Regions from separate parts of the Mus musculus genome. Here regions 2 and 3 are each linked to region 1. The links are chromatin loops, found by intact Hi-C in ENCODE. Cell type or tissue: heart. All regions are shown on one strand. Each heading gives the region's core, and the rest is flanking DNA. Links, peaks and the distances in the headings are about the cores only. Region 1 holds the start of Fam151b (family with sequence similarity 151, member B). Region 2 overlaps Rasgrf2 (RAS protein-specific guanine nucleotide-releasing factor 2). Region 3 overlaps Dhfr (dihydrofolate reductase).

Evidence for each region. Hi-C counts contacts between places; a loop is a spot of excess contacts. Peaks named below come from ENCODE experiments on the same cell type or tissue, not always from the same donor. Only the 100,000 strongest peaks of a DNase experiment are listed, where the experiment ranks them.
Region 2: it touches region 1 in a loop (11-fold over the local background); 25 of 42 quality-filtered maps call a loop at or near these places.
Region 3: a loop joins it to region 1, with 7 times the contacts of the local background. A loop is called at or near these places in 24 of 42 quality-filtered maps.

What each region holds. Positions count from the first base shown.
Region 1 is chr13:92,479,549-92,490,384 of GRCm38, reverse strand. It overlaps Fam151b (family with sequence similarity 151, member B), which reads left to right and starts at 6,354. Exons shown (of 6, transcript NM_001163627.1): 1 at 6,354-6,457. The coding sequence starts at 6,433. Gm52060 (a long non-coding RNA gene) reads right to left here and starts at 6,312. Exons shown (of 3, transcript XR_003950692.1): 1 at 6,249-6,312; 2 at 5,366-5,440. Zfyve16 (zinc finger, FYVE domain containing 16) reads left to right here. Exons shown (of 18, transcript NM_173392.4): 18 at 1,762-2,636. The coding sequence ends at 1,923. In heart, for the core only: a CTCF peak has its summit at 6,861 (motif pointing right); DNase peaks (open chromatin) are centred at 6,364 and 6,874; H3K4me3 peaks cover 1,274 bases; H3K27ac peaks cover 930 bases.
Region 2 is chr13:91,902,591-91,913,426 of GRCm38, reverse strand. It overlaps Rasgrf2 (RAS protein-specific guanine nucleotide-releasing factor 2), which reads left to right. Exons shown (of 28, transcript NM_009027.4): 20 at 10,796-10,836. Among named protein-coding and RNA genes, the nearest start is that of Gm46435, 16 kb to the left of the region's middle. In heart, for the core only: a CTCF peak has its summit at 5,027 (motif pointing left); a DNase peak (open chromatin) is centred at 5,006; H3K27ac peaks cover 856 bases.
Region 3 is chr13:92,355,890-92,366,725 of GRCm38, reverse strand. Dhfr (dihydrofolate reductase) reads right to left here. Exons shown (of 6, transcript NM_010049.3): 3 at 8,694-8,799; 4 at 935-1,061. It also overlaps the pseudogene Gm19308. Among named protein-coding and RNA genes, the nearest start is that of Msh3, 6.3 kb to the right of the region's middle. In heart, for the core only: a CTCF peak has its summit at 8,889 (motif pointing left); no DNase peak of the experiment used is centred there; H3K4me3 peaks cover 636 bases; H3K27ac peaks cover 83 bases.

The DNA.
Region 1 (10,836 bases), core at 3,926-8,925:
TAACCCTACTGCTGTGGGGACAGAAACAAGACCCTGGGGCTTGCTGTTTTCAGTGAAAGGGACACTGTATAAATAAAGTGGAGCCTTAGTGAAAACCTTAGTGACACCCAAAGTCAAATCTCTGGACTCAGCTTGTGCACACAACTGCATACACACATGCACATATACACACACTGCATACACACATGCACATATACACACACTGCATACACACATGCACATATACACACACTGCATACACACATGCACATATACACAACTGCATACACACATGCACATATACACACAACTGCATACACACATGCACATATACACACACTGCATACACACATGCACATATACACACAACTGCATACACACATGCACATATACACACACTGCATACACACATGCACATATACACACACTGCATACACACATGCACATATACACACTGCATACACACATGCACATATACATCTCACACAGAACATAGTACTGCATACACACATGCACATATACACACACTGCATACACACATGCACATATACACACACTGCATATACATCTCACACAGAACATATAGTACTGCATACACACATGCACATATACACACACTGCATACACACATGCACATATACACACACTGCATACACACATGCACATATACACACACTGCATACACACATGCACATATACACACACTGCATACACACATGCACATATACACACACTGCATATACATCTCACACAGAACATATAGTACTGCATACACACATGCACATATACACACAACTGCATACACACATGCACATATACACACACTGCATACACACATGCACATATACACACACTGCATATACATCTCACACAGAACATATAGTACTGCATACACACATGCACATATACACACAACTGCATACACACATGCACATATACACACACTGCATACACACATGCACATATACACACACTGCATATACATCTCACACAGAACATATAGTACTGCATACACACATGCACATATACACACACTGCATACACACATGCACATATACACACACTGCATACACACATGCACATATACACACACTGCATACACACATGCACATATACACACACTGCATATACATCTCACACAGAACATATAGTACTGCATACACACATGCACATATACACACAACTGCATACACACATGCACATATACACACACTGCATACACACATGCACATATACACACACTGCATATACATCTCACACAGAACATATAGTACTGCATACACACATGCACATATACACACACTGCATACACACATGCACATATACACACACTGCATACACACATGCACATATACACACACTGCATACACACATGCACATATACACACAACTGCATACACACATGCACATATACACACACTGCATATACATCTCACACAGAACATAGTACTGCAACAATTTGAAACACGGTATGTTGATTTTTCAATTCATTTTTAATTCAAATTAAGTTGCATTGTTAATTATATTAAAGCTTCAGATATCATTTACATATGTGTTTAGTTGGAAGGAAATCTAAAATATAAAGTAGTGACAATATTTATAATGTTATAATTTATGTAGTAAAGAGATAAAAGAAATGGGAAAATAAATTTTTGAAAATAACTTTATTTTACTCATAGCTTTAAGCTGAATATTCAAAAAATGCTACATATTCGGCTGCCAAGCAACACAAGAGGGCTAATTTTCTAGGGTTACCTTTATCAAGATTTCTTTTTTTTCCAGGTTGAGTTCCAGGCAGGCTGTGAAGGCCAGCTTCTGCCTCAGCATTACCTGAATGATCTGGATAGTGCCCTGATCCCTGTGATCCACGGCGGGACCTCCAACTCTAGTCTGCCACTAGAAATAGAGTTAGCATTTTTCATTCTAGAAAACCTTTCTGAGTGAAACCGTGTACTGTGCTGTATCTTGCAAACTGATCGGTTAAAACGAATCCCAGCACTAAAACGGAAATGCCACCAACACTAAATGTTTGATAATTGAAATATATAATTTTGCTTTTTAGGTAGGAATGATTTTTAAAAATCATTAGCACAGTATTTAAGTTCCTAAAAATTTAAGGAATCATCATTTTTATAGCTTTATGCTTATTATAAGAACTAAGAGGAAATATTTCTAACTTACAATTTACAGTATTTACTGTGTACCTTAACTGTTAAGCCAAAGCATCTGCGCTTAGCCCTACTCCTCATAGATGACGAGAATGAAGGAGAGACCTGCGTTGTGTGGATGCTAGTGAGAACACTGGTTTTGAAGTCTGTTTAAAAATGTATCTCAGTAAGGAAGACCAGTTTCAAGATTCTAGACTTATAATTCTTTGAATAAAGCTGATAACTTATTTGTATAAATGGAATGAAGACCTACCTCCATGATTACATACAAACTGTTTGATTAAATTTAGAATTTTGCCTTTATTTCTTCTCAAATTTCATGTATCTATATATATATATACACACATATAAATATATCATTTTTTCTGATTAAAATAATTGCGGGTGCTTTAGGACTTTATGCTTCTCTATTTAAGTCTGTTGTTTCCATAGCAACATATGATTTGGAATGTGTTTTATAAATCTTTGCTAATATATAAATAGATAATATTTTTGTATCACAGTGCATTCTTTTTCTCCTTCCTTACAAAGTACACCACTGTATTTAACACTCTTGAGATGACGACAGGCCAGATGGCCTATGAAATAGTCATCAGGTAGCAATAACTGAAGCCTAAAGCAGGTTTCTTTTACTTTCATGTTAGTCCTTAGTAATTTCTTGATTGATATCAATGTATGAAGTGTAAATTTCAACAAACTTACTACTTTTGCATATTTTAAATTCTTTCTATGCTAGTTATTTTTTATAATGGAATATTTAACTTAACAAAAAGTTAAAGGTTGTGATAGAGCTTTCTAGTTTAATTCAGACAACAGAAAAGAAAAAACTGTCATTTAACTTATATAAAATGTAATCATTGTTTTGATGCCTTTTTATTATGTGAAATATATTTTTGTATTAAAAACACTCATTGTATCTATCAGGAAGTCACACTAAATAACTCTGTGTAAGAAGGATTATTTATAAAGCATTGCACCTTATAGATCCAGGCACGTGATTCTCCTCCAAATCACACTTGGACCAGCCAGACACATATTTGAGGAGAATGTCCACAAGTAATGTGAAATGTTACAGGTAGTAAATAAAACGGCAACGTCGAAATGATGTAATATAAAGATGATTACATATCAGGCTCATTTTGTTTACATAATTTGTTTCTTTTTCAGTATATTGTATACTGTGAAGTATAACTGTACAGTTTATGAATATTGAACTTACCAAATAGTGGAAGGGTCTTCTGTGGTAAAATAACTTTGAATTTGTTTTCATAGTGTCTACAAACAGTAAAAATTGGAATCCTAGTCTAAGATGTTAGAGGCACATTTTACAGCATTCTTTGGAGATGGGTTTTTTTGAATGCAGACACTTGCTTTATCATAGTTTTTCTTCACATTGGACTTAATTTGAAATTTTAGTAAAGAAATTGGTTGGCTCTTTGTAGTCAATCTACAATGATCTGTTTATGGTCTTAAGACGACTTTTTTTTTTTAAAGATTTATTTAATATCACACGTAAGTACACTGTAGCTGTCTTTGAACACACCAGAAGAGGGCACCAGATCTCATTACAGGTGGTTGTGAGCCACTATGTGGTTGCTGGGATTTGAACTCAGGACCTTCAGAAGAACAGTCAGTGCTCTTAACCTCTGAGCCATCTCTCCAGCCCTTAAGACAATGCAACTCAGTTTCTCTGCATTTTGAAATATGAGGTGAACTGTAATCTTGCTTTATGCATCTATTGAACAAGCCATGTGCCTGTGTTTGCTACATATAAAAAAGGACCATTATCAGGTTTCATCAGTTGAATTGTAAGTTCCTTCATTTTGGATGTGTGGAACAGAGAGTTAACATACAGGGACATTTTAACTGCTGCAGTGGAGAAATGACTCTTGAGTGAGTATGGGTTACTGACTGGAGGATGCCCGTGTCTGCCTCAGGAGGAGCTTGTAGCACAGTGGGCATTTGGCCTCAAGTCTGAAACACCAAGAACGCTTATGATTGAATAATAAAAGTCTTACTTTGACAGTTGTGTAGGTTCCTGACAACCTAGGTTTCTGTGTTGTTTCATGGAAGTTTCTTTCTTTCTTTTTTTTAAAGATTTATTTCATTTATATGAATACACAGTAGCCATCTTCAGACACACCAGAAGAGGCCATCTGATCCCATTACATGGTTGTGAGCCGCTATGTGGTTGCTGGGAATTGAACTCAGGACCTCTGGAAGAACAAGCAGCCAGTGCTCTTAACCACTGAGCCATCTCTCCAGCCCCTAGAAGTTTAATAGAATAATTTTGATATGATTCAAGTGATAAAAGACTTTCTTGAAATAAAACAGAAACTGCTTACTTATTCTAGGTTTGATATTTTGTTGAGTGGCTTTGAAATGTTTGACTTGTGTGTACAGTTCAGCAAAAAGAAACATGAAAATTTAGCGTGTTAATTTTTTGTTCCTTTCTGCAATTAAGATGCTTTTTACCAATGGCTGAGTAAAAAATGTCCAGACAGAAGCAGTAGGACCTTTATAATCCTAAATGCTGTGCAGATCCCACCTGCACGGATCTACCCTGTTCTTCCACCACATATCTTCAACAGGTAGTCATCTTTATCGTGTGTGCCATCCCATGAATTGGAGGTAGTAGCAGCAGTGATCTTATTCCTCTCTGTTTCTTAAAGTGCACAAGACATTGGAATTGCTGTAATTATTGTGCTGTGTGAGAGAACACTTGAATCTGTTTCTCCCACCTGAAATGTGTCCTGACATCTTACATCGCCCCACTATCTCCCTTTCCTCTGCCAACTCTGCCCTTCAGCACCAGCAACCACCATCATCAGTTTTTGTCCAGGTCAGCATTCTTAGGTCAGTGATAGAAGTGAAATCATGCAGCCTTGGTCTTCCTGGGCCTGTCCTCCTTCACCCAACATCTGACAGTTCATCCTTGTTGCAAATAACAGGGTCTCCTATATGAACCCTGAACTTCATGATGGGCCTTGCTACATTTTATCTATTCATCTACTGGTGGATCTTAGGTTGGTTTTGTGTCTTGCTTTTAGGAGTTAACATTGCAGTGAGCACAGGGCACAGCTGCCTACCTGACAGTGATTTCCTTTACATACGCAACGACTCATAGTTTTTAACTTTTCCAGGGTCATCCACACCGTGTTCATAGTGACATTTCTTACTTACAGTGTAGCATTGTGTAGTCATACTATATTAATTACCTGGGTTATGGAGTGTAAGTAGGTTCCATTGCTTCTGTCTGAACGTTTTTTACTCCGCGATTGGTAAAAAGCATCCTAATTGCAGAAAGGAACAAAAATCCATTAGAAATCTTGCCTGTATTCGTAGGAGTACTTTGATAATAGCAATTTCATTACTAACAAGGCTGGTGGTTAGAACTTCCAGGGTGAGGGTGTTGGAATGTTGAAGCTCTAGCAGCATCTTCTTGTGCTGTGTTTAGCTCCCTTAATTGCATTGCTTACTTGACCTCATGTCCTTGTGACTAGGTGAAACTTTTGGAATGTGTTAACACAGTACCAGCCTGAAACCCAAGAACCGTCGGATAGGAACGGAAACGTGCACTCAGTTTGCTGTAAACTGCATGCCTGATGTTTCCACAAAAGTATTTGAAATTTTCCAGGATATATAACTTTCTTAAACAGCGAAAAACACTACTAAACTATGCAATATGTCTGGGGCAACTGGTTTCGTGTTCTAGAACGATTATCACTCATACTTGGTTCAGGAATAAACTCTTGAGGTGAGAGGTGTGTGGTTTATGCTGTTTGTAAAGAAGTAAGTTTAAATGTGAAGATACAGGTAGAAAACCAAAGACCATAAAGCAATGGGGCTATATTTTCTGGCTGAGCTGGAGGAAATCCAGAGACTTTGGAGACCCGGTTGAGGCCAAAATTGCCACTCAAGTCAGAGTGACTTAAAAATTTTACTCTCTGAAGGGTTGGGCGAGAACCACTTCCGTTTGTGCTGTCAGGTAATGTATTCTAGCTTTGCAGCCCGCTGTACCCTAGAATGAGTAGCTCCACACCAGAACTGGACCACTGCACTATGGGAAATGTGCCCCGCAATCCTCTCCCCGCGACCCACCTCCTCTCTTCCCACTATCCCCGCTTCTCTCCCTGCCCCAAGCCTAGCAGTTCCAGTGCGCATGCGCACCTTTTACATCACTGGCGCAGAGGTTCCGGTCAGGTCATCTGGCTTCCGCCAGGAAGACAACCAGGAGACTGCCAACCTTGTGCACCTGCGCAGATCGCTGCGTCTGTCTGTCACCATGGCAGCATGTGCAGGGGGCCCGGGTAAGTGTGGAGGGTTCAGCGGGCAGGGTACCGCCTACTCTTTTTCCTGTTTTGTTATTGAGTTGTAAATGCCAGTGTCTGCGGGGTGTTCAAGTGGTGGCTGATTTAACTGAGGCCGAAGAGTATCTCCGTGTGACAAAGGTAGAAACAATTTAGGGTAAATCGATTGTTTAGATACAAAAGGAAAATTCATTTTTGATATTAAAAGTTCAAAATGGTTCAGTAAGGTCTCTAGTCCTTCCCAATCATTAGCCCATTTCCCCCTCAAATTTCTGCTACACATTCGTGGGTGGATCCTTCCAAAAAGGTCTTACATACATACCACATTATCTTTTTTTTTTAACCTTTCACTTTTTGTTTGTTTGTTTTGTTTTATTTGTATGAGTACACTGCAGCTGTCTTGAGACACGCCACAAGAGGGCATCGGATTCCATTACAGATGGTTGAGAGCCACCATGTGGTTGCTGGGGAAGTGACCTCAGGACCCCTGGAAGAGCAGTCAGTGCCCTTAACTGCTAGGCCATCTCTTCAGCCCTCTACCTTCTTTATTTTATTTTTTTTTAAGATTTTTCATTTATTAAATGTAAGTACACTGTAGCTGTCTTCAGACACCCCAGAAGAGAGCATCAGATTTCATTACGAATGGTTGTGAGCCACCATGTGGTTGCTGGGATTTGAACTCAGGACCTTCAAATTTGAAGAGCAGTTGGTGCTCTTAACCTCTGAGCCATCTCTCCGTCTCTGCTTTTTAACACACACATAAACATTAAATATTTCTTTATTTTGCATAAAACCTTTGAAGATTTTAAACAATGTATTTTGATCAATTTATCTTTCCCTCTCCCCCAGATCTTACCAAACCTCTCTTCAACTTCACACTCTTTTTATTTGTTCTTATATTTATCAAACGTCAAAGAAGGAATAGAGTGGACTCTCTCAAGGTTGGGGGCCTCCCTCTGGTTTTGTACTGTGAATTTTAAGAAAGTTTCTGTAAATGTTTATGGTGCATATTTATTGGGTAAGGTGAGACTTTTCCCCTCCCAACCCATAGTAGATCAATTCAATATCAATTTCTTAGGTATTTCTTCCCACGAGGCCCACAAAAGAGGGAGAGGTAGGTGTCAAAATCACATTGGCAGGGCTGGAGAAAGAGCTCATTTGCAAAGCTTCTTGCCTTGCAGGCATGAGGACAAGAGTTCCATCCACACAGCCTGTGTGAAAACCAGGGACCCTGGTACAGGAGGGCACTGGGGGGGATGGGAACAGATGGATCCATGGAAGGAGATAGCACACCACTCAGAGTTGTCTTCTTGGTAAGCTCCAGGTTAGCAAGCCTCCCTCTCTCAAAACACAAGAATGACATCTGTGACTGTCCTCTGGTCTCCTCATGCACATGCTCACACAGCCATACCACACTGTAATACAATGGCACTGGCTCTTTGGAAGATGCGCGCCCTTCCTTAGTGAACAAGTGTAGAGAAAAGCGCTGGTGCTTTAGATGTTTCTTATGCAAAGGAAACAACATAACTGTGGCTTAAGGACATCTAACACGCAAGGGGGCATTCTGACAGGAGACACCGCCCCACCCTGCAGCTGTTTTCAATTCCCTCGTCTGAATCAAATCTCAAAGGCCTAAGAGCACTGTGCTAACAGGGATGCTCTTCTCCAGGAGGTGTGGATGACAGTGTTCTTGCCTTTCTGGCCCCTTGGCTCACAGGGTCTCTTCCTGCACCTTTCAAGTCAGAAATAATTGATTGAGTTCTTCTCACTATATCACCTCAACTTTTACTGGCCTTTCTCCCTGTAGACTTATAAGGACCTTGTTATTAAAATGTATACACTCATATAAATGTCCTTTTATTTCTGATTAGCAACCTTAAGTTCCGTAAAATATCTTGTGCCCTCGCTTTCTTGAAATTTAAAAAAAAAAAAAGACGCAAGTTCACAAAGATGCTGAAGGCGTCTGACTAGCAGCCTTAGTTTCTTCCTTCCTGTGTAATACATGGACAGGTCCCCATTACCCCTCCTTCTGTAGGGGCTCCATTGCTCTAATGCTTTCTTCACTTCTGTCTCTGAAATTCTACTGTACCTAGAGAGCTGTCTTGTTCATTTTAAGGGCCATAGAATGGACCCTATGTAGTGTTAACAAGCATTTGAAGTTTTACTCCTGCTATTACAGGCAATGCATTATGTTTCTTTTTTTTTTTTTTTTAAACATTCTCTTTTTTTTTTTTTAAGATTTATTTATTATATGTAAGTACACTGTAGCTGTCTTCAGACACTCCAGAAGAGGGAGTCAGATCTCGTTACGGATGGTTGTGAGCCACCATGTGGTTGCTGGGATTTGAACTCTGGACCTTCGGAAGAGCAGTCGGGTGCTCTTACACACTGAGCCATCTCACCAGCCCCATTATGTTTCTTGAATGGAATATATTCTCCCAAATGAGTTTGTCTATGGAATAAATCCATAGAACTAGAATTTCTCAATCAAAGGGCAGATGTTCTTTGTGGTGGTTTGAATAGGAATGGCCCCCCATGGGCTTCTAAGTTCCAGTGAGTGCTTGGTCTGTAGTTGGTAGAACTATTTTGGGAAGGATTGAGAGGCCTGGCCTTATTTGAGGAGGTGTGCCATTGGGAGCAAGCGTTGAAGTTTCAAAAACCCCATGACAGGCCCGAACCCCTGCCTTGGCTTAAACTTTAAATAAGATCTAAGTCCTTAGCTAAGTCTCTAGCCCCATGCCTGCCTACCTTCTCCCTGCTATGACAACCATGAATTCACTCTCTGAAACTGTAAGCAAGCCCCCAGTTAAATGCTTCCTTTTATAAGTTGCCTTGGTCATTGCAATGAGCCATAAATTACCTACTTTATATGTTCCAAACATTTTAAAGTACACTAAGCTGAGCTGTGATGCTTTGTAGGTATGTTGAATGTATTTTGAGTTAGGCTATTTTAACCCAACAATTAGCTTACCTGGACATAACTCCATTATAATTCACTAAGTACAGAAGAGCAGTTTACCTAAGAAAAATGTATTTGGCATGCATAAAAATCCTGCATTATTGTGTATTACTATTTGTGTAAGGTCTCTTTACACTCTTTACACTCTGAATGCAGTGTAAAGACAGCTGAAAGGCGCCACGGCAAAACCTAACGTGCACTGTTTATGAATGCCTAGGTTTGTTCCAACAACCTATGTGCCAGGAAAGAAGGACCAATTTTCTAGGTCATTTGGTCTCTGTCTATCTGTCCCTCCTAACCTTATTTTAGGTAGGATCTTACTTACATCCTGTTGTGTAGTCTAGGCTGGTTTTGAACTTATAACCTATCCTGAGCCGCTGAGATGTGTGATTTTAGTGTCCAAAGCCACAACCATTATGATTTTAAAAAAAAAATCATGAATGTATACTATGATTTGATTGTTTTCTTACTTGGTACTTGTCACTACTGAGAATTAATGTGCCTTCTAGAATGACTGAATTGAATATTTAAATATGGCCATGCATATTTTTGCATACATGAACAGGGCCTCATGCTGGAGCAGGCACTGCTGGGGGCAGTGTTCAGCCATCTCTCTTTCCTTTATGGAGAGTGCTTGCTAAAGATGTCAGACATTGTCTTTATTGACCCACTATTTCCTGACTAAAGGAATGGTTTATAATTTGGTATGTAAACTACCAACATGCTGGGACTTGAAAGATTGCTCAGTGGTTTTACAACCACTTGCAGAAGACCTGAATTTAGTTCCCAGCACCCATTTAGTAGCTCACAGCTGTCCGTGACTCCAGTTCCAGAATCCAGTGCTGTATTCTGGTATCTGCAGGCAATAGGCACAGACATGGTGGACAAAGCACCCAGACACAGAAAATAATGCCATGTTTATAAAACTTGAATCAAAATGAACTGAGGTAGTTCAAAATGAAAGAAGTGCTATTTTCTGACCAAAGATTAATTATTGCAATATATAAATATATATTTAAAAATTTATATACTTTTATACATGTGAGTGTTTGTTTTCATGTCAGTCTGTACGTCACAGGCATGCAGTGCCTGTGGAGGCTAGAAGAGGGAGTTGATTCCCTGGAACTGGACCTCACAGAAGGTTGTGAGCATCCATGATGGTGCTGGGAATCAAACCTGGGTCCTCGGAAAGAGCAGTCAGTGCTGTTAACCACAGAGCCATCTCTCAAACTCCCTCCTTTTCCTAATATTTTATTGGCAATGTGTGATAGCATTTTTTTTTTAGGCTTTTAACTGTTGCTAGGCAGATATAAGCTAACAGTTGGCAGAATATTTGGCACACAAGGAGGTTAGCGCTGAATAACAAGACCTAGAGAAACCTGGTAAGGCATAAGCCACTGGCGGATGTATGCATTGCTTG
Region 2 (10,836 bases), core at 2,194-7,193, 580 kb after region 1:
TTTCTTATCGTCTAAGAAATCACTAAGAATTAGCACATTAAATCTGACTGCTCTGATAGACTCTTGTGATTATATTCTGATGTTGCTTTTTGTGTGGTGGTTTGAATATGCTTGGCCCAGGGAGTGGTACTATTTGGAGGTGTGGCCTTATTGGAGTAGGTGTACCTTGTTGGAGGAAGTGTGTCACTGTGGGTGTGGGCTTTAAGACTTTCATCCTAGCTGCCTGGAAGCCAGTCTTCAAGCTGCCTTTGGAACACGAGGTGGAACTCTCAGCTCCTCCAGCCCCAACATCTGCCGGGATGCTGCCATGCTCCCAACTTGATGATAATGGACTGAACCTCTGAATCTGTAAGATAGCCCCAATTAATCATCCTTTATAGGAGTTGCCTCGGTCATGGAGTCTGTTCACAGCAGTAAAACTGTAACTAAGACAAGGTATTGTGGGAGTAAGGCTTCCTACTCCTCTTTAGCTTCTTTCTTCTCTCACAATCACCCTTGGACCTCGAAAGCATGACTGAGGACTGTGAGGTACAGCCATATCCTCATCAGAAGAATGATGGCCAGATATGTGCTATGATGTCATCGGTCCTTGTTTCACTTGGACCAGGGCTCTCACCACTGCAGAGCATCCTGAGGACATCAGGAGCCAACCTCACACTCATACAGCCCCTGGCTCCCTCAGCCTCTGGCTCCTACTACCTGCTGCCCTTTTTCTGTGTTTCTTTCCCCAACTCTGCTCCCAGATACCAGTAACTTGAACTCTGAGTCTCTGCATCAAGTCTTCCCTTGGATTAACATCAACAATGCTTCCTATGGACTGAGTGTCTCCCCCGTGGGGCAGAAACGAGTTGTCTCCAATTCTTTGCCTTTTTACATGGATGGACCACATCGTCTCCTGGTGCTTTTCTAAGGTTTAGATTAGATGTAAGCTCAAGGATCATTGCAGCAACAGTTGACATTGTTCAACTAGAAGATATAAATGCTGGAATTAAATGCAGTGTGTATCAGACCCTTGTAGATTGTCTCTCTCCCGTCTTTGTTTTTGTCTGATCCTTTTACATTAGCCACCTTTCTAGAACCCTAATAGAAAGCACTGCCTCTGGAAAAAATCTGTCCAAACCTCTCTCCCTCATGCTTGTTTTTAACCAGGATGGGTTTTTTTTTTTCTTTTTCTTGGCTTAAAGAGAAAAGCTTGGGAACTATCTAATTTCAGGGTTAAGGAGCAAGCAGTATTTCCAAATTCTAATAAGTTCAGCTGTTGAGGACTAGAGGCTAACTTTTCATAAGTCGCAAACTCAGAGTCCTTCATCAGAAAGTGGCTGAAGGAATGTTTTCCTAGGCAGCACTTTCCAGTGGCTCGGTGTCACTACCACCATTGGCCTCTAACCAGCATTTTCATTTTAATATACATCTGCATTTTGTACTCTGCCTTCTCCTAGTACCTCCCACTTCACATCTGCTGAACTGGTTTCCCATATCATCAGTTTCAGATTTAGGTGGTTAACCACCTCCTGTCCTCTAGTGGACTTGTGCTCATTCAGTCAAGAGATATGTATGGGCCAGTCAGGAACAAGGCAGTGTGCTGAGGGTCTGAGGGCCAGCCAGGAACAAGGCAGTGTGCTGAGGATCTAAGGGCCAGCCAGGAACAAGGCAGTGTGCTGAGGATCTAAGGGCCAGCCAGGAACAAGGCAGTGTGCTGAGAGGCTGAGGGTTAATTGTGCCTAGAGCTTAATACCTAGCCTGTAGGCTTCTAGGAAATAGTTTAGCATAGGTTTCCTTCATCCTGATCCTCTTTGTAGTTTCAAGAACTCTCATAGTTAAGGAGTGACTACTAAGCATTGAACATATATTGGGAAATGTAGAGATACTATGCTATTGCTTTGCAGGGTCTACTTTCAAACTTCTTGTCCTTCCTTGTGTTTTCCCATGAGTACTTTGCACCCATTATGCAAAGGAAGAGGCTGCTACATTCCTTTGTAGTTGGGTAATGGGAAACTTGAAATTCCTTGTGCTTTACAGTGTCTACAGAGGGAGGAGCTGATACAGAGTCAGTGCAGCCTAGAGATATGAACATGGGCAAGCCAGAGAGTAAAAGGAGTGGGGCAAGGTGAGCAGGTCTCTTTCAAGGGCTCCCATACCAGCTTTTAGCCAGGGCAGCCCCTCCTAAAGTTGGCTTTCAATTTTAAACTTCTACCAAACATGTCTTCCTTTTGACACTTGATGACTGATGGTCACAATGACACATTGCAAAACAATACTGACATCTGCAAGTTCATGTTTAAGATCAAGTCTCAAACAACAACTCATAATATTTTTAATGAGTTTGTGATGCTGTGTTAGGCCCTGTTCACAGTACGGGCCCCACAGGCCATGAGATGGACACAGAGTGGAAAGCATGGTTGGCTTAAAGGAGTGCGACCTTTACTTCATTGTGATGAGGACTGCAGAGAATCATCCCAAGCCTGTATCGCGGGGAGATTATGCAGCATCTTCTTCTGCAGCACAATGTAAAGTCTTCCCTGTGTAGTTCAAGAAGGTAGAAAGTCAATGAATACTTTTCATTTTTTTTAATGTCAACCTGAGTCCCCGTCTCTAGGTTTAGAACCCAACACATCCTACACACCGGCTTTATGGACCTTTGTTCACGGTTTTAAACTTGTTTCTGCTGATCTGATCTGATCTGTATGGTCCCCACTTTTAAAATCTCTGGCCACTGCTAGACTACACTGCTGATTACTGTCACAATTCTCTGTCTCCTTGGATTATCCTTACTGATTTAGATTTCTCCAGTGTCCTGGGGTCGCCTTGGCCACTTGTAGCTTTCCTTGACTCTTACCCTGCTCTCTGGAAAGAATGACTGCTCAAGCTACCAGTATAGGTTAGTGACCATGCTGGGGCTTATCTATTCACAGACTTTATTGTCTTCCTCTCTTTTCTCCAGAAGTTGGGATAGTACCAAGGGCCTTGGAACATTCTGGACCAATGCTCTTCCACTGAGCTCCATATATTCCATCCCTGTTTTATTTTCTATTTTGAAGTGTGTGTTTGTGTGTGTGTGTGGGGGGGGGGGGCAGGGAGGGTCTAAGTTACCCAAGTTGGCCTTGAATTCACTCGATAGCTAAGGCTGACCTTGAATTTCCAATCCCCCTGCCTCAGCTCCACAGTAGCTGAGATTACAGTCTTGTGTGATTAGGCCTAATTTATGGATTACTTTTCTGTTGTGTGGTTAAATCTTACTAATGCAAACTACTTTGTTCAGACTGGAACCAGGATCTGAAGTACAAGTGAAAAACAGTTCCAAACTCGAGCAGCATTCACATTATAGGCTGCTATCCCTGTGGGTTAAAGGTTTTGACTGCACAGACCCCACACCGGCGTCAGGCAAGCATCAGACTATGGGAAGCCATGGGACACAGCTCTGGGGATAGGAAAATGCAATCTGAGGTCCCAGGGACTGCCAGAGCTGGCTAGCAGGTCCCCAGGCCTGCCGAGAGACCAGGGCCATCTGGTTCTCAAGCTCTTGGGCACTTAGGCGCCGCTGGACTCATCGGAAGAGCTGAGAATGGAGTGAGGGCCCATGGGCTGGATCCAGCCAGGGCCTAAGGAAAAGTGGGGAGGAGAGCTCTGGCTGGGTCCCACATAGAGGAGAGAGTCCTTGGCTTGGCTTGGTGGAAGCCATGGTTGGGAGAGCTGAGAGACTGTCTGTGAGAGATTAGCATTCGGCTCTTTAGATGAAGGCCTGTTCCATTGCTCCCCACAGAGGATCCTGACGAAAAGAGACAGTCCATGGCTTTAAGACATTTATTGTTATGGCAGAGAGTTGTGATAAGTAAAACTGTACCCCACCTTCTCAGGACAGGCCCGAGGTTAAATACCTTTTGTAGGGAGGAATGTCTGGGAAGGGAAGTTTACTGGATAAGCCCTTCAGAACTTTAGGTACCTCATTAAAATGGAGATCTGTGGTGAGGCTACATGACCTGTGGTTTTCTACCTGTGGAGGGGCTTGGGACGTTGCCCTTACGTGACTGATGGCCACAGGCCTATGGAGAGCTGCTGCCTCATGTTAGGGGCCTGGCATCGAGGAGCGTGGCAAAACACCTACCATCCCTTGCAGGGTCACCTGTGGGGTCACCAGGGTTTCAAACCTAGCTCAACCAGAAGCCAGGCTGCCTTTCATGGTTCCACATATCCCCAAGCCAGTCTTACTAGTAGTGGGTCCATAGTTGTTCCCTTCTGAAGGACTGTAGTGGCCAGCACTATAGGAGTCCAGATCAGGGTCTGCTTTTTGCTGCCTCTTGAAGTTTGAATGAGAGGCTCTGTACATCTGAGGCTCTGTACTTTGCTCACTTGAAATGGTACTCACACCTAGCATGGGGTGAGCTGGCACCAAGCCCGAGGCAGTCATTGTCAGCCTCATCTCCCTGGTTCTTCTCTTGGCAATCACTGTGAGTAAGTGTCCATTGTGCGCAGTCCCACCTAGAGACTTTTAACCCGCTCTCTCTGGCTTCTGCCTCTTTGCTGTGCTTAGATTGTCTCAGCCTCCACTGCTGCTCTAAGTCTCAGCAGAACATCACCCGGTCCCTTCTGTTCCCCATCACCTTCTCAAGTCTGTGCTCTAGGTGTCTTTAGCTACTGTTTCCTCCATCAGCCCATCTGCCCATCCACCTGCCCATACAGGTGCTCTGCCTTCCCCAGCACCTGCATATTGACTTTCTCGACAGTTGTTGTCAAAAGAATAAGAGACAGATTGAAATGTGGCACTCCATATTTCCTGGGGCCCTCATTTTTCTTCTTAGTTTTTCCTTTTTCCTCTTTTCTTTTCAACCCCCTAATGTTTCTGTCTCAGTGCCCGTGATTCATTCATTTGAAGCAGAGGGACATGGAGATCCTGTGGAAATAATGACTTCGGAAATAGGCTCAGAGACTTCCTCTGGTCTCAGGTCCTGCTCCCCTGCTGTTCACCAGACAACTGGACAGATCCAGCGCTGGTACCTCCCAATAGTGTGGTGGCCCAGCAGTGCCATCTTGTGGACAATGAGCTTCACTGAGACGAGGCTCGTGAAATGCAGCCAAAATTATTTTCTATGATGCAACGCAATCAGCCAGACTTATAAATATCCTCTCTCTGGATTTAAATAGGGGGAAATGCCTTCCCTTCCTGATTTATATTTCTTTTTCATTAGAAAGAACATTCTATACTTTTAAAAACAAAACTTTTCAATGACCAATTGTGTATTTTTACATTCATTTGTGAATAGCATGGTATCCTGTGAGTTCATCAAAGGTTTCGGCTTTAAAGGTAAAACAAAAGTAGTGTAATGTCTTGATCCTGAAACTTTGTCACTGCAGAGTTTGTTATAAGCAGAATCTTGGAGATGAAGATATAATTCAGTAGTTAAGAACACTTCCTGCTCTTACAGAGGGCCAGGTTTGGGCTCCCAGCATCTGCCTTGGTGGGTCACAACCATTAGTGACTCTAGTTCTAGGAGATCTAGTGATTACTAGACACATGCATGGTGCACATACATATGTTCAGGCAAAACACGCATACATATAAAATAAAACAAATCTGAAACAACAATTCAGTCTCCTTGCCTTTCCAAACATCTGGACCAGACGATAAGTGTCCACCATCCCAACCCCAGTGACTACTGTGCACCCAGAAGTTTGAGCAGCACAGGTAACCGGAGTCAGATGAAAATTCTGTGTCTTGCTCATGTGATGGTCCCTTCCCAGCTTCAGCAGCTTATGCATTACAAGGGATGCCAAGAACTTGCCCCTTGTCCCCTGTTTCCTGCTTCCTCCACAGCCTAGCTGGTGAGGAAGAACTGAATTCATAGGATTCTTCATGGCAAAAAAAAAAAAAAAAAAATCCCAGGCAGTAACAGCAAACACAAAAGTCACTATTTGTGTGAAGGATCTGAGAATATGATTATGTCAGCCATGTTGCATGAGAACAAATATTCAGAAATAACCATGCACCATGCTTCAGACAGCCATCAGCAAAATTTTCACATCATCTTTTAAAAGGGTGCTCAGGCCAGCCTCCCCAAAGTTCAGAAAGGTAAAATTACATTGAAAAATATTTTTATTGAAGAATGTTAGATTTATTTTACCTCTTACCAGTAGCTCAATAATTATATATTTGTTTATATGATTTTTTGCTAACTAGTAAAATTTTTAAATGAGTTTTTCTTGTACAAGACATGTTCGTTCATTTTGTTCTTTGACAGTTTCATGCATGGATGTAATGTATTTAGAATTCTCTCATCTGCCTCCCTTCCTTTCCCATGTCCTGTTCCCTACAAATCTCTTTTCTATTCTCTTGTTCATCTGTTTTGTGTTCCTCAGGGCTCTGCTAGGACCTTCTGTGTGGCCTTAGTATTGGAACTATCCACTGGTGTCTAGTGGTCTCACCAGAGGGTACATAACTAAAGACAGTAGTCCCTCCTCCCCATCCTGAAGCCCATACTGCCTGTGGTTCGGAAGGGGTGGGGTCCATGAGCCAACCACAATCCCTGCCCATCCATGACTCTGTTGAAACAAGCGTGTGTTGTGCTGGCTCAGGGCAAGTCATTGCAGCTGCTGAGTTTGTGATTATACTGGGTGTGTTGTGTCTAGAGGTTGGGGCTTCACTGCCTTTCTCCCTCTTTTCCAGCTCCTACATTCTTTCTGTCCCCTTCTCTGCAGTGTTCTGTGAGCTATATCAATGGTTTATTTAGAACTGAACCCTCACCAATGACTTATTTAGGGCTGAACCCTGACCTCTCACTTATCCTCATCATCTTATGAAGCCGTGAGTCTAGGAGACCTTTCACATTTGCCACCCTGTGGCTTCAGAACAGCTCCTGTTCAGCCCAGGATGTAGCCCAGCAGCTGCTCAAAGATTCTAACTAATCACTAATTAGCTCTCAGCAAGGCCTGAGCAGAAGGCTGGTGTCCTTCACAGCAATCGTGCTGCTTACCGTAATCAGATTATTTGCATCATTAGAGTCTCAACACAGCTACATGGAGACTCACTAATATATATCAAATATTCATTAAGGAAATAGAATCCTGATGGTTGTGAGCTCCTTTGGTAGTTCACAGAGACTGAAACAAACACGGTCATTAATTGTTTTAAAATATAAACACCTCTACCTTGAGATGGGGGTGGGGAGTGGATGAAGAAAAAAAAACAGCAGCAAGATATAACTAGGCTATCCACACACACCGTTTAATGAAGATCTGTTGGATAGGTGGCATTTTATGGAAACCTGATTTAATATTAGTAAGATAGATATTGTCTTAGTTTAGGGTTACCATTGCTATGATGAAACACCATGACCAAAAGCAAGGAAAGGGTTACACTTCCACACCACAGTTCATCATCAAAGGAAGTCAGGACAGGAACCCAAATAGGGCAGAAACCTAGAGGCAGGAGCTGATACAGAGGCCATGAAGGAGTGCTTCTTACTAGCTTGCTCCTCACAGCTTGCTCAGCTTGCTTTCTTGTAGAGCCCAGGACCACCAGCCGAGAGAGGCACCACCCTGTTTACTGGGCCTTCTATATCACTAATTTTAAAAATGCCCTACAGGGTTACCTACAGCCTGATTTTATGCATGTAGTGTCCCTGTTGAGGTTCTTTCAGATGACTCCAGCTTATGTCAGGTTGAAATAAAAGCTAAGTAGAACAGGTTCCATCTGTACTGCCCTCAGGCCCCAGTGGCTGGTGTTTTCCAAGCGGTAACACTGCTAGCAAACAGTCAAAGCGACGTTCTGAGAATAGCTTCCTGTTCCTTTTGCCATGGAACAGAGATGCTCCAACACTCAATTCAAAGTAAGTTAGATTTTTAAACTGTCTAGAACTGATAAAATTATGGACATTTTGGCCCTAATTTGCTATATGTAGTAAAATTTTACTGTTTTCTTTTTATCTAATTGCCATTAGCAGTGTTGGTCTCCAACCATTTAAAATGATTCCGAAGGTTAATTCCTCAAAATCATTTTGTTTAATGTTAAAATGTAATTATTAGAATGGAGAATACAGCTAATAATATAACAATACAAGTATTATAATGGAATGTGCTATAATAACTGTAACAGATTCTTGTAGGTAACCATTCTTGCCTGTACACACAGAGTAGTAGCCTAGGAGAGCAAGGGCCTCCTGTGTAGACCTGGTAGTGCTAGCTCATTCTGAAGACCTGAGAGTCCCAGCATGCTGCCAGGAGATGGTATGCCAAAATTTCCTTCATAAAAGGGTGCAAAAATCACAGATTCACATCTTTATTCTGCTTGTCCCCTGGCATTTTACCTTGAAAGTCTTCAAATCAATGGAAACACACTAGAATATAGCAGTTCAGTGTCCCATAGCTGGAATCCTCTGTCAGTGGATTCTTCCCCACCCCTTACTATCTAAGAGCAAGCCAATAGCAACATGATCACATCTAAGGAAAACCTTGTGTGTGTGTGTGTGTGTGTGTGTGTGTGTGTGTGTGTGTGTGTGTGTGTGTGCACGCGCACGCGCACATGCTTGTGTGAAAGCCAGACAGCCATTTGCTTCTCTATTTCTACCCTGTAAGGCCCAGGGAACCATCCCAAATCTTTGGGCTTGATAGCAGTCACCTCTACCCTGAGTTGCTTTGTTTTCCCAGAACAGCTTATCATCAGTACAGTGCTCCATCTAGTGTGGAGTCCTGCAGGCCACAGGCCATCTAGTCAGTAGTCACAGTGAATCATCCTTGTCCCAGCTCTAATCCAGGCCCTGGGCTGTTGTTCATTTGGTTTTCTTTATATTTATGGAAATATTCATTGTTTTGTTTTGTCTTGTCTTTCATGACATTTACATTTTAAGAAAATTAATGTTTAATTCATTCTTTTGTTTCTATTTACTTTACATTTTACATCCCAATATAAGCCCCATCTCCTCTCATTACCCCTTCATGCAGAGCCTTCCCCCTCTCCTCCCTCCCCTTCTCTTTTGAGAAGACCCCTTCTAGATATCACCCCCTCCCAGTGTCCTCCAACATCAGGTCACTGCAGGACTAGGCTCTTCCTCTCCCACTAAGGTCACTAAGAGACTCAATACTGCTCACCAGTCCCCACATTCCACCACTTCAGCATCCATTCATGACTCTTAGCTGAGTCAATTATGACTGATTTGGTTGAAAATGGTGATTTAATTGTTCCTCTAACTTCCAAGTTCCAGTTGTTCTATAAAAGAAAGTTCAGACTTCAACTCACTTACATATGCATTCATCTATTATTGTAAACCTATCTACCCATCCAGCATCCATCTACCCACCCACTCAACCATTCCTCCACTCACCCACCCATCCAGCCACCCATCCACCTACCTATCCATCCACCATCTATCCATCCACCCACTCACCTATTTCTCCAGCCAGCCAGCCAGCCAGCCAGCCAACTATCCGTCTACCCACTCACCCATCCATTTACTATCTTAGTTAGTATTTCCATTGCTGTAAAGAGTCACCATAACAAAGGCAACTCTTATAAAGGACATTTAACTGGGGCTGGCCTACTGGTTCTGAGGTTCAGTCCATTGTCATCATGGCCAGAAACACATCATCCAGGCAAGCATGGTGCTGGAGGAGCTAAAATTTTATAACTTGTTCTGAAGACAAGCAGGAGAAGACTAATATCTTCCAGGTAGCTAGGAAGAGTTTCTCAAAGCCCATCCTGATAGTGACGCTTGGTCTGACAAGGTCGCACCTATTCCAACAAGGTCACACCTCCTAATAGTACTACTCCCTGAACTACGCATATTCAAACCACCACTCCATCCATCCCCCCATCCATCCGTCTATCCATCCACCCATCCATCCGTCTATCCATCCATCCATCCATCCATCCATCCATCCATCCGTCTATCCATCCATCCATCCATCCATCCATCCATCCATCCATCCATCCGTCTATCCATCCATCCATCTATCCATACCTCCCTCTTTGTATCAGTAATCTCACAAATTCTTCCTAACGTTTCTCTTGTCTGTGGCATGGACACATTAGTTTTTGAGTATCATTTATTTTTTTATCCTTTAGCATATGTATGTAGATTCACACATAAGCACACTGATATTAATAGCTTTAGCTTATCTTTATTCACAAAAATAAAATAACACATTTTATTCATACAACAAATATTTTTAAGTTACCATGTGCTTATTTCTGATATTACTCATGATGCCGTAGAAAACCAGGCAGCCGTACTAATCTTTAAAGTATGCCACACTATATTATGATAATAGTGAGTTATGTGCTCCATGGAGCACAACAGAAAAGCTCTCAACCCACTGTGGCAATTAAGGGCTCCCAGAAAGAATGCAATCAATGCCAGAAAGATAAATGGGAATCCACCTGGGGAGGGAGCACAGTGTCCCAGGCTAAGGAGATGCATGCCCCTCTGTGGAATTGAGTAAGTGTGTTAATTCCAGGCAGTGTGATCTAGTGTGTGTTGAAAGTTGAATATGGTAGGGCAGATGAGTTAGAGAAAAGAAGCTGGGTGGGTTTGTAATGGCTGCTGGAGACCAGGCCTAACTAGTGACCCACGAGCAACATTATTTAACCTTGCCTCGTCTCCTGGGGGGACTGTCAGAAGTATAACAGCACAGCCCCAACCCAGACCATTCAAGTCAAGACCACTAGGAACATGCCTTGAGGAGCTCTGGGACCATAAATTTCAGTTACATACCTGGTTTGGGGGAAAACCATCATGAAAATTGGTGTTATGGGGCACAGAGCTAACCCCTGAAATGAAGGTCTTAAAGGATTCGTTTTATTTTATAGGATTTTGAACTCAATAATGAACTCAAAATGAATGTTCTAAA
Region 3 (10,836 bases), core at 5,832-10,831, 130 kb after region 1:
TACCCCAAAGGAATGGGACTGATTTTTCTTCCACATGTTAACCTTTCTGAAGAATAGCCAAACAAACAAGCAAACCGGAAGTCACTTGGTACCAAATGATACCAGGAAAGGAGTATTTTCTGCTTTACCTATTATTTTCTACTATGATATGAAACCATGCCATCCCCTGCTACCCTGAGGCTGCAGAGAGGTCGCAGAGGTAAAGTTTCCACCGTCTGCCTGTGCTGACAGAGTCATGCTCTTCTCAGCATGGCATTTATCCTGGAGGCAAAGGCACAGCAGCACACCCAGGAAATCTCCAGGGAGCTGAAAGCCATACCATATAAGATAAGCACTATGCTCAAGAAATCAGACTGATTCTTAAACTGAAAATAACTAGTATTTTGAATTGAAAATGACTCGCATGTGGGAAGAGCTTGGCTAAAGAACACAAGACTCCAGTTACACAGGAAGTGTAAGATCTGGGCTCTACTGCACTGCATGGCGACTGTGGTTAGGAACAAGGTCTTACTTACTGTGCTCTTCAAATTGCTGGGAGTTGATTTTAAGGTGATATATCTCAATTTAGCCACTCCACAAATACATGTTTCAGATTATCTGATTATTTGCCAGTTTAAAAATAGACTTAAAAATAAGGCATTGAAGTTGGTGGGAGTGGGTGGGAGGGTGAATCTGCCTAAGGTACATGAAGTATGATGCACCATCATAATGTAATACAAGGTCTTATACATTAACATATAAGTAACTTCTATTTATAAGTATGACTGGTATAAATTATAGATCTTACATTTACCTTAATATTTATTGTGCATGAGTGTCAAATATTTCCCTTTGGCACCTGTGTAGTTTACAGTCAGGACAATGTCCTGTTTCCATGTGCATGGTGGCAAGTAGAGAAGGGTAATTCTTTCTATTTATACATAACTCTACTTACCTGGTAAACAGAACTGCCTCCGACTATCCAAACCATGTCTACTTTACTTGCCAATTCCGGTTGTTCAATAAGTCTTAAGGCATCATCCAAACTTTTGGCAAGAAAATGAGCTCCTCGTGGTGGTTCTCTGAGGTTCAAAAAAAAAAAGACTTATGGTTTTTGTAAAAGTCTGTCCACACTAGTCAAATAATCCGAATTGGCAGCAGCTAGTACAAACTATGAAAACTAATTCTTTCAACTCAAAGTACTTGGAATGTATGGCCAGTGTCCAACATGCATTCTACATTTCATGCCTGAATAGTACTTGCAAATCAAAACATAAAACCATATGTGACACCCCACTGTTTCTGTAGTGGAAAACAACCTCAACCGTAGCTGTCTCTGCTGTGGTGGGGAGGTGGTCAGGGTGGAAAGGAAGGAACTCCCTGGAAGCTTAATAGGGTTCCATGGGTAATCTTTGTCAACACTCAGCTCACGTGCATCTTGCTGTATTAACACCTACCACAAGCTAGAGCAACACGGGATTCTAGTTAATAACACATAGGGAAATGGACTCGTTCTCCCCTTTATTTTGAAATGTGTGGACAAACAGCAGCAACCAAAGTGGTGACGGTGACAAAGCAGCACAGTAAAATTAATGGCAGAGTCCACACGTTGTCTGTGCAGCTGTTTAATGGAAGAGTACGCATGATGACTGTGCAGATGTTTAATGGTAGAATCCACACAGTGGCTGTGCAGATGTTTAATGGCAGAATCCACACAGTGGCTGTGCAGATGTTTAATGGCAGAACCCACACAGTGGCTGTGCAGATGTTTAATGGCAGAACCCACACAGTGGCTGTGCAGATGTTTAATGGCAGAACCCACACAGTGGCTGTGCAGATGTTTAATGGCAGAACCCACACAGTGGCTGTGCAGATGTTTAATGGCAGAACCCACACAGTGGCTGTGCAGATGTTTAATGGCAGAATCCACACAGTGGCTGTGCAGATGTTTAATGGCAGAATCCACACAGTGGCTGTGCAGATGTTTAATGGCAGAATCCACACAGTGGCTGTGCAGATGTTTAATGGCAGAATCCACACAGTGGCTGTGCAGATGTTTAATGGCAGAACCCACACAGTGGCTAAGTAGATGCTTCGTGAATAGTTCTGTCAGTTTGGATACTGACCTGATTAAATATTAGACAGAGAATATCCACACGATTTTGAACACCTGAAGCAGCATTCAGATTGTTAATGTATGTGGGAAAAAGAAGTCATATTTTGAACAATATGGAAAGGAGAGAGAGTGCTTGAAAATGAGCTTGTTACCAGTTATATAACTAATACTCGGCAAGGAAAATGTTAAGTAAACTCACTAATTATGCTGACTAGATCAATTTCAGATCTCATATTTGATGGTGAGGGGAGTTGCAGTTCCCTTTATAAATGAAGAAACTTATACAACCAGGCTTTTATAGTGATTAGATACAGAACAGAAATTACTAATTCAATGTCAACTCTTAGCTGGTGCTTTAAAAGGATTACTTACATAATCGCCTTGAACTGGTAGTCGTAACAATGATTAATCAAGGACTAATGGGGACTATTCATTTTCCTGGTGGCATTCTCCCTCTCTTCTTGGTTTCTATTTTACTTTTCTCACTCTTTGTCATACGTAAGGGAATTAGGATAGAGCAAAAATATATTTAGACTTACAGTGGAAAAACAAAACAAAACAGCGGGGACCGAAGTAAGTTAAATGAGCTGAGCTATCACAAAAGGTTATCAGGGTAACTTTAGGGACAAGACTGGATACGGTGGTGTTCAAGGACAGAACAGGAACTAGAGGGAGGAAAGATTTAAGAGTCATGGAGAAGATGATCTGGTTCATAAATCATCTATGGTGACTGGAATGCTGATTAAGGAACTGACATAGTCTAAAGCTGAGAGCAATATGCTCTCTACAGGGACAGGAATGTGCTTGCTACGCCTGAGGTCCTGGGTTTGATGCCGAGTACACACAGGAGAATAAGAAGAAATCACCGACGAAGTCCTGAACTTAACGTGTAACCCAGAGCTCCCAAGAGCAAGAGAGCGTCCCAGGTCTACAGAGGATTTTCTTTCTCTACTACTTTTTCCTGACATGTTCTTCAGGATCTGGAGTCTGATTTAAAGTCACTCACAGCTAAACAACTTTTATGCTCCTAATTTAAAAAAAGGTTCATGTAGAAAATGTAGTGCCTTCCAGTAACCTTTGCATACTCAATTAGTATGAAATTTATCCTGTGTAAAGAGTGAACAAACTCAAGTCCCTTACTTCCAAAACAATTCCTCCATGATTTCTCCAAAGCAGAGTGGCTCTCATGTCTTCCTGGTACCTTGGGCTTTTCCAGCTTTCAAGTAACTGTTGATTGATGCTCTTATGCACAGGTCTTAAATAACAATTGACCTATCCAGGTTATCATAGCCAGTGCTTCATTTAATGAACGGCTCTTTTCTATCTTTAGATCACTCTGGCTCTTTATTTTAGGATATTTTCTTGGTCATAGTAACTCTCAAGGCAAGTTTTCAGAAGAAAATGAACCTCAATTAATTGTAATTAAATAACAGTCTTGTAATAGGTTGGGAGAAACTGAAGAGAAACAACCTGTTTGATACCGAATTAGATCCTAGAATAATAAAGAACAGCAATGGGAGGCCTGGTGAAATGTGAATAAACTCTAGTTTATTTAAAACACCAACCCAAATCAACCGAACCCAAGATAAATTGTTGCTGTGAACTTGAAAGAAAAGGGGCGGTTATATGAATTCTGTGTCAAGAATTGTGTGGACATGGCTGGTATTCTGTTTCTTAACTAGAATTACGATGTGTAAGTAGATGTTCAATCTTGAAACAATGTTTACAATGTGTAACTCATTAGTCCATTTAGTAGAACCAGTCTCCCATGTAGCTACTAGATAGTAACTTAGTTTCTAATAGTCCAAGTAGGGAAATATACAATATTTCCTAACTTCTGATATACAGAGTTGAGTCATTAGGATGGTCTTATTTTTAGGACACCCAAAGACCACTTATTCTGTAAAGAGTTCTCAGCTTCTAGGTTGGCAATAAAGGTTTAAAAAGTCCTTTTACCTATTGCGATGGGATGGTAATGAGACAGAGGCCAAAAAGCATGAAACCAGAATAGGAAGCTGTGCAGAGGTGAAGATACGTGGTGATAATCTGTGGTGGGGCAATGATAGTGCCTGACTCTGCCACTGAGTGTCAACACGGGAGAACCATGCCCCAAAGCACAGACCCAGCACGCTTCCTTAGAGATCACTGCAGGCTACAGTGAAGTAATTTAACACATGAAAACTCAGAGAAAGTTGAGGGTAGGAAAAAAGTAACTTAAGGTGAGGTTCAAAATACTAATAAGACAGTAGTGCAGTCTCTAGTCACCTAGACTAAAGGAGAGGGTACACGTTGATTTAGGTAGAGAGATTCATTTAATTCTTAGTATTCAAGAAGTGAAAAAAAAAAAGTGATCTACTAAGGTAAAAAGTGAGATCATGAGTTTATTCACTGTGATCCCATTAATGTTAGAAGGCAAAAAGTTGGGCTGGAGAGATGGCTCAGCAGTTAAGAGCACTGACTACTCTTCCAGATGTCCTGAGTTCAATTCTCAGCAACCACATGGTGGCTCACAACCATCTGTAATGGGATCTGATGCCCTCTTCTGATGTGTCTGAGGACAGCAACAGTGTACCCACATACGTGAAATAAATAAAATAAATCTTAAAAAAAAAAAGGCAAAAAGTTTATGTACTATGAAGAAATCAATACCATTACTGTTCATTTTTATGGTGCTAGGGCTCAAACCCAGGACCTTTATGCATGCTCCTCCTCCAGCCCCTAATATTAATATTTTCTATAAGCTACAAGGCAGTAAGGTTAGGACTGGTATCTGCTAAGTACTGTGCTGGGTTCTTTCTTCTGACTGTGATAAGAAACTTGAGCCAATCAGCTTAAGGCTGGAGAGATCTAGTTTGGCCGGCTACTTTGTCCTGAGATAACCACGTCAGGAAACATGTGGTAGAGCAATGAGACACCCCTTTGGAATGGATCCCCTTCCAAAGCTAGGCTCTAAATGATCCATCTCCCCCAGTCAGGCACCAGCTCCTAATATTCCTTCAGTTGTAAAGTTATCAGTAAGTTGATAAAGTTAGTTTCAGTCCTCATGATTCAATTACCCCCACCCCACTCCCACAAGTCCATCAACTAGAACAGATTTCTGGGGACATTGAAAATGCAAACCATAATAGGTACCTTTCGTGAGTGAGACACTTAACATGCAGAATCCAATGAATCCTGAAAAAATCATCCTAAGAGCGGCTTTATTGATCTCATTTAGTGGGTAATACAGTTGAGGTTCAGCAAGCTCCACTCAGGACCTGCCTACATCCCAAAGCTGCCTGGAGCCAGAGCTTAGCCCTGAACGGGCGATATATGTGGATCAGAGGGAAAGGCTTTACGAAGAGGAGAATGTCATAACTAGAAAGAATCATTACACCATGAAACTTAGAAGAGCTTTTATAAAGATGATTTGCAGTGTGCTAGACAATTTGTACTGTGTTTGTGTGTGTGTGTGTGTGTGTGTGTGTGTATGATATGTTACATCATGGAGGCAACTGAGATCTCTAAACATAATTTCTGGAATATAGCACTGATTCAAAACGTTTTTAATTTTTGGGTACCAAGCCCCCCCCCCCCCCCACTTCACACATACACAGTTATTTTTTGTGACTGTCTAACTCTATAGCCCAGCATAGCATCAATCTTAAGAGCTTTCATGGCAAAGCCTTTTAAGTGATGGAATTATGGGTGTGTGGTACTATGTCCTCCCCTACTAAAAACTTCAGCCCTCCTCCAAGTAAATCAATGTATCCTTCTAGGGTTAAAAGGTGACTTCTGGTGTGCTCCGAGTCATGCGACCATTACCACGGTCTTGCCCTGTCAGCAGGCTTTGTTAGCCCCATGTCAGTTCTATTAAAGTTACAACTTGACTGCCTAGAAAGCTTGCAGGCACTCTCCTCTCCATGCCTTAGTGACTTTGGGGGTTACCTTGAGGATTCAGAATCTCCCCCTCTGGAGTTAGAGGCTAAAACCCAAGTTCTAGTAAAAGCCTGCATAAGCGATAGTGATTGCCATGGGTAAAGCTGTTCTTGTGATACAGGACCTGGCGGTGCCTGGTCCCAGCTATGAACAGAGGTAAAGTGACAACCAAGTGGAGAACCCAGAGATTGAAATTAAAAAAAATGAACCCTAATAACATCTCTAAATGATATTTCAACTTCTCCAGCATACTTGAAAATAAAAACCAAAACAAAACCCCCAAACCAAAGCACTTCAGTCAAGATTATAATGTTGACACAGAAAACAACAAAATCCAATTACATACACCATAGGGGGGTCATAAAGAAAAAATTAGACTCATCATTTGAGGAGAAATGCTGGTTCAACTGAACATCTCCCCCACTGAGATTTGTTAATGTTTATTTTAGCTCAAGCTGGCCATAAATAAATTTGAGTAGTATTCAAGAATATGTTATTAAAAAGCCCTGGGGAATAGCAATATAGCCCATGAATGCAGACTTTTTTCAAGGCGAGAGATCACCAGAATATCCTAGCAACCAAGAAAGGGAGCAGCATGAAGATGGAGGCAGATGGTGAGAGGCACATCACATAGTCCCCATCAGCAGAGGCAACCAATGCAAATGTTTGTATTTTCTTCTAATTTTTAACCTATGCCATTGTAGGAGGCATGTGGGAGGAACCCTACATAAGAATCTCTTAGCATGCAGCTATGGGGAGAGCTTTCTCTTCCTCCCAGGGCTGCTCTAACTTCTCATTCCGATGCTTGTCTTGCAGATGTGGTGACATCTATGAGGACTTTGGTTTAAACCACCGAAAGGCCTTCAGGGTAGAGCTCAGACTTCCCAGAGTGACCAGAGCACCCCTGGAAAGTTCTAGCTTGCTCTCCCTGATGTGTGCTCTCCACAGTTTTGGATTCATGTAACTGCACCTCCCATTCGTGAAAGCCAACCCCCTACAATGAAGCTCTTATATAACTATAGCTTCTCTGGGTGCTTCTCTGGGTGGGTCCTGAATAAAACACGTGGGAGTGACATTCTTGACTGCAGTTCAAACAAGCAGTGCCTGGTCCTCTAACATGGTGCATCATTGCTGATGACTACGGATTAAGTTAAGGAAGAATAGTCAATATCCTGAGTCCTAACTTTCCCTTAGATTGTTGTCATCTGCTGATCAAAAAAATCCAAACTAAAACTCCTTTGAGATCCAGGAAGTTATTTTATTAAGTAAAGACTAGTAGCAACAACAATTTCAAAGTCATGGTCAAGGTCAAAGGACCAGATTTGACTTCTAGCTAATCTTATTTACGTACCCTACCACCTCCAGTCCCTTTTAAAAAAAAGTTAGTTTCATTAACCTTTTGTGTGTTTGTCTATAACACTTACATGAGTGTCTGTGCACCATGTGCATGAAAGCATGGAGCCTTGGAAGCCAGAAGAAGGCACTGTACCATCTAGGATTGGAGTTAGAGCCAGTTGTGAGCTGCCACATGGGTGTTGGCAATCCAACTCAGATCCTCTAGAAGAGCAGCTAGTGTTCTTAAACTGCTGAGCTATTTCTTCAGCCCAACCACCTCAGGTTCTTAGGACATTTCCAGTCACAGAGAAGGAATCATCTAGTCAAATGTTACTTTGGAGGAAATGAAATGTCTTGGCAGAAACCAACTGCAGACACTCTTTCTCCTGAAGATTCCTGGGCCATTTTAATACACTGAACTACTTCACCTCTGACACTGTACAAAGAACACACAGTATCTGGGTATTGTAACTAACTAGAGACAATAGAGTACATGACCATGACCAGTCTCTGCAAGTCCTTCATATTTTACTGTGTCTAGAATTGATTCCAAAAATGGGATAGCCACTTCAATTCGCTGAAACTAAAAACATAGGCACTTTTAGATTGTGAAACGAGAAACCAGTTATAAATCTTATAACTGAGAGCTAGGTCTATAGAAAAATGGTTTAAAGGAACCTGCAGAACTGTTTCCATATTTTTTTCTAATTCTTAAGGTGATAAAATCAAGCACTTAAAGGAACAGAATTAAGTTGCCCCATAGTGTAAGTGGCCACTCAGTTTCTATTGTTGTAGTAGGTAGTGTGGTTCAGTGGCTTAAGCAGATGATAGCGTCTAAGTCTCTTAAGTATGTTGGGTAAGTTCTGACAGTACCAACTGGTTTGGACAGTGAGTGAGTCATTTATAAGGCACTGGGAGGATAACACTGTAAAGTATCTGTTGTGCAAGTATGAGGACCCAAGTTTGATCCCCAGCACCTGGTTCAAAAACGATGACTGGCTTGGTGTTATGCACCCATAATTCTCTCTGTGGATCAGCAGAGACAGGATTCCTGGATCTTACTTACTGGTCAGTTAACCCAGACTAATAGGTGAATACAGACCCCAGCGAGAGACCCCATCTCAACAAAACAAGGTGGACAGACCCTCAGGAAGGACACAGAAGAGCAACATTCAGGTTTGTTTGCATGGATACATGCATGCGTACCTGCCTACATACTCGTGCACGCACACACACACGCACACACACACACAGGTGTTCATTCTGCCTTATCCTGTTATGTACTGATTTGTGCCCTGGGAAACAGATCACTTTTCTTGTAATGAGCTCATGTTATAACACTTACTTGAGTTCTCTACTGAGAACTATATTAATTCTGTCCTTTAAAGGTCGATTCTTCTCAGGAATGGAGAACCAGGTTTTCCTACCCATAATCACCAGATTCTGTTTACCTATAATACCAAGCAGAAAAGATTATCAGAAAATACACATATATTGTCAGTGACATACATAGGCAAGACGATTGTCATAGTGACATCTAGTGGGCATCCTTTAGAAAAATTAAGACAAACAGCTTTACCTAAAATTCAGATTTAGTTCTCATTAACTAAATATAGTTCAATTTTTCAGTTTGGCTCATGCAGTTCATATCTTTTACTTAGGTTTTAATCCATTGCAACCATGCATAATTTCAGTCCACAGGGCTCAGGTTGACTGGATTTTGTAATTCACTTGATATCCTTACATGCTTTATTAGTGTCTAAAGTGGAGAACAGGTTCTAATCCTGGAATTCTTGAGATTGAATGTGTTCACCATCTTAAACTACTTGTCTCTGATTCATCTATCCCAGAGAAATAATACCTATCTCTATGTATATTTAAGATCATCTCTACCTATCTATATTCAGAGGTCAGGGACCTTTGCAGAAGACAGGGGCAGAAAACATGTAAGAGTTGGTAGAAGGGGAAGAGAGCTGTGAAAGGCTGACTTTCGGCCACGACAGGGCTCACATATGTATGCATCAGTTCTCATCTGGCTCCTGCACAAGATCAAGCCAGGCAAAATTCAAGTATGGAGGAGGGTTCCTGAGGCCCCTCCAGTAGGTATTGGTGTTGATGGCTGCTGGGAGATGGAGAGCCCATCTTCTGGTCTGGACTGATTGTAGATTGCTCACATCCTAGTCAATGGCCACACACAGGGTTATTAATAACAAGTAGAACATGACTTAGGGAAGGAGAAGGGGACTCAGGGGGAGTGAGAAGGTAAATGGATACAACCAACATAAACTGGGTAAAAATATAAAGCTTTTATATTTTTGTGTAACCCATATGCACAGGCCAGGCAGTGTGACTGGGTGTCTTTATCTATCTTCTTGAGACAAGTTTTCTCACTGAACCTGGAGCCCACAAATTGGCTACAGAGCAAGCCCCAGAGATCTTTCTGTCTGTGCCTCCCTAATGCTGGTATTACAAATGTGCCACTGTGTCCAGCTTTTTATTCGGGTAGTAGGATTTGAACTCAGAGTAGACTGTGTTAAGATGGCATCTGCAGCTCTTCTTTGGCACTGCCTACAAGGTGGCTGCCATCTGTTTTGCTGCATCATGGCTGTTCGCCGGCCTCTGGTGAAGCCCAAGATCATCAAAAAGAGGACCAAGAAGTTCATCAGACACCAGTCAGACTGATACGTGAAAATTAAGGGAAACTGGAAACCCAGAGGCACTGACAGCGGGGTACAGAGAAGATTCAAGGGCCAGATCCTGATGACCAACATTGGTTACAGGAACAACAAGAAAGCCAAGCACATGCTGCCTAGCGGCTCTAGAACTTTCTGGTCCACAATGGCAAGGAGCTGGAGGTGCAGCTGATGTGTAACAAATCTTGCTGTGCTGAGATTGCTCACAGTGTGCCCTCTAAGAACTGAGGAGTCATCGTAGAAAGAGCAGCACAGCTGGCCATCAGACTCATTAATCCCAACGCCAGGCTACTCAGTAGAGAACATGAATAGGTGGCTTGTGTGCATGTTTTGTGCCACGCCCCCAAGATGGCATTTGTCAACCTGTCTACACAGTGACCTACTATGTTCTCTACTAATGTTCAACATCTACACTGCTGACTTCTTTTTCCCATCAGCTCTGCCCTCCTCTCCTACAATGATAAGCAATAAGCAAACATGTCTGTTAGGAAGAATTACAGCGAATGTCCTTACAATCACAAGTAATGGGAAACTGCCTTATAATTATTGCACACCACTCCCCATTCTTTTAAAGTCAGTCACCCAGACTGCCTCACTGAAGACCACAGCCTTCATCCCACCGTGTCTTCCTAAAGCCAACAGATTTAAATTATTTTTAGCCTCTTCTCCCCTGCATTTTTCTCCATTTACTCAAGTCTTCTGTCTTTCAGTAACAATTCTAAATACCGGCTCAGGTCTCTATTCAAAGTGCTAAATTTTGCTGCCGATTCTGCCCAGTTATATTCGAGCTATATG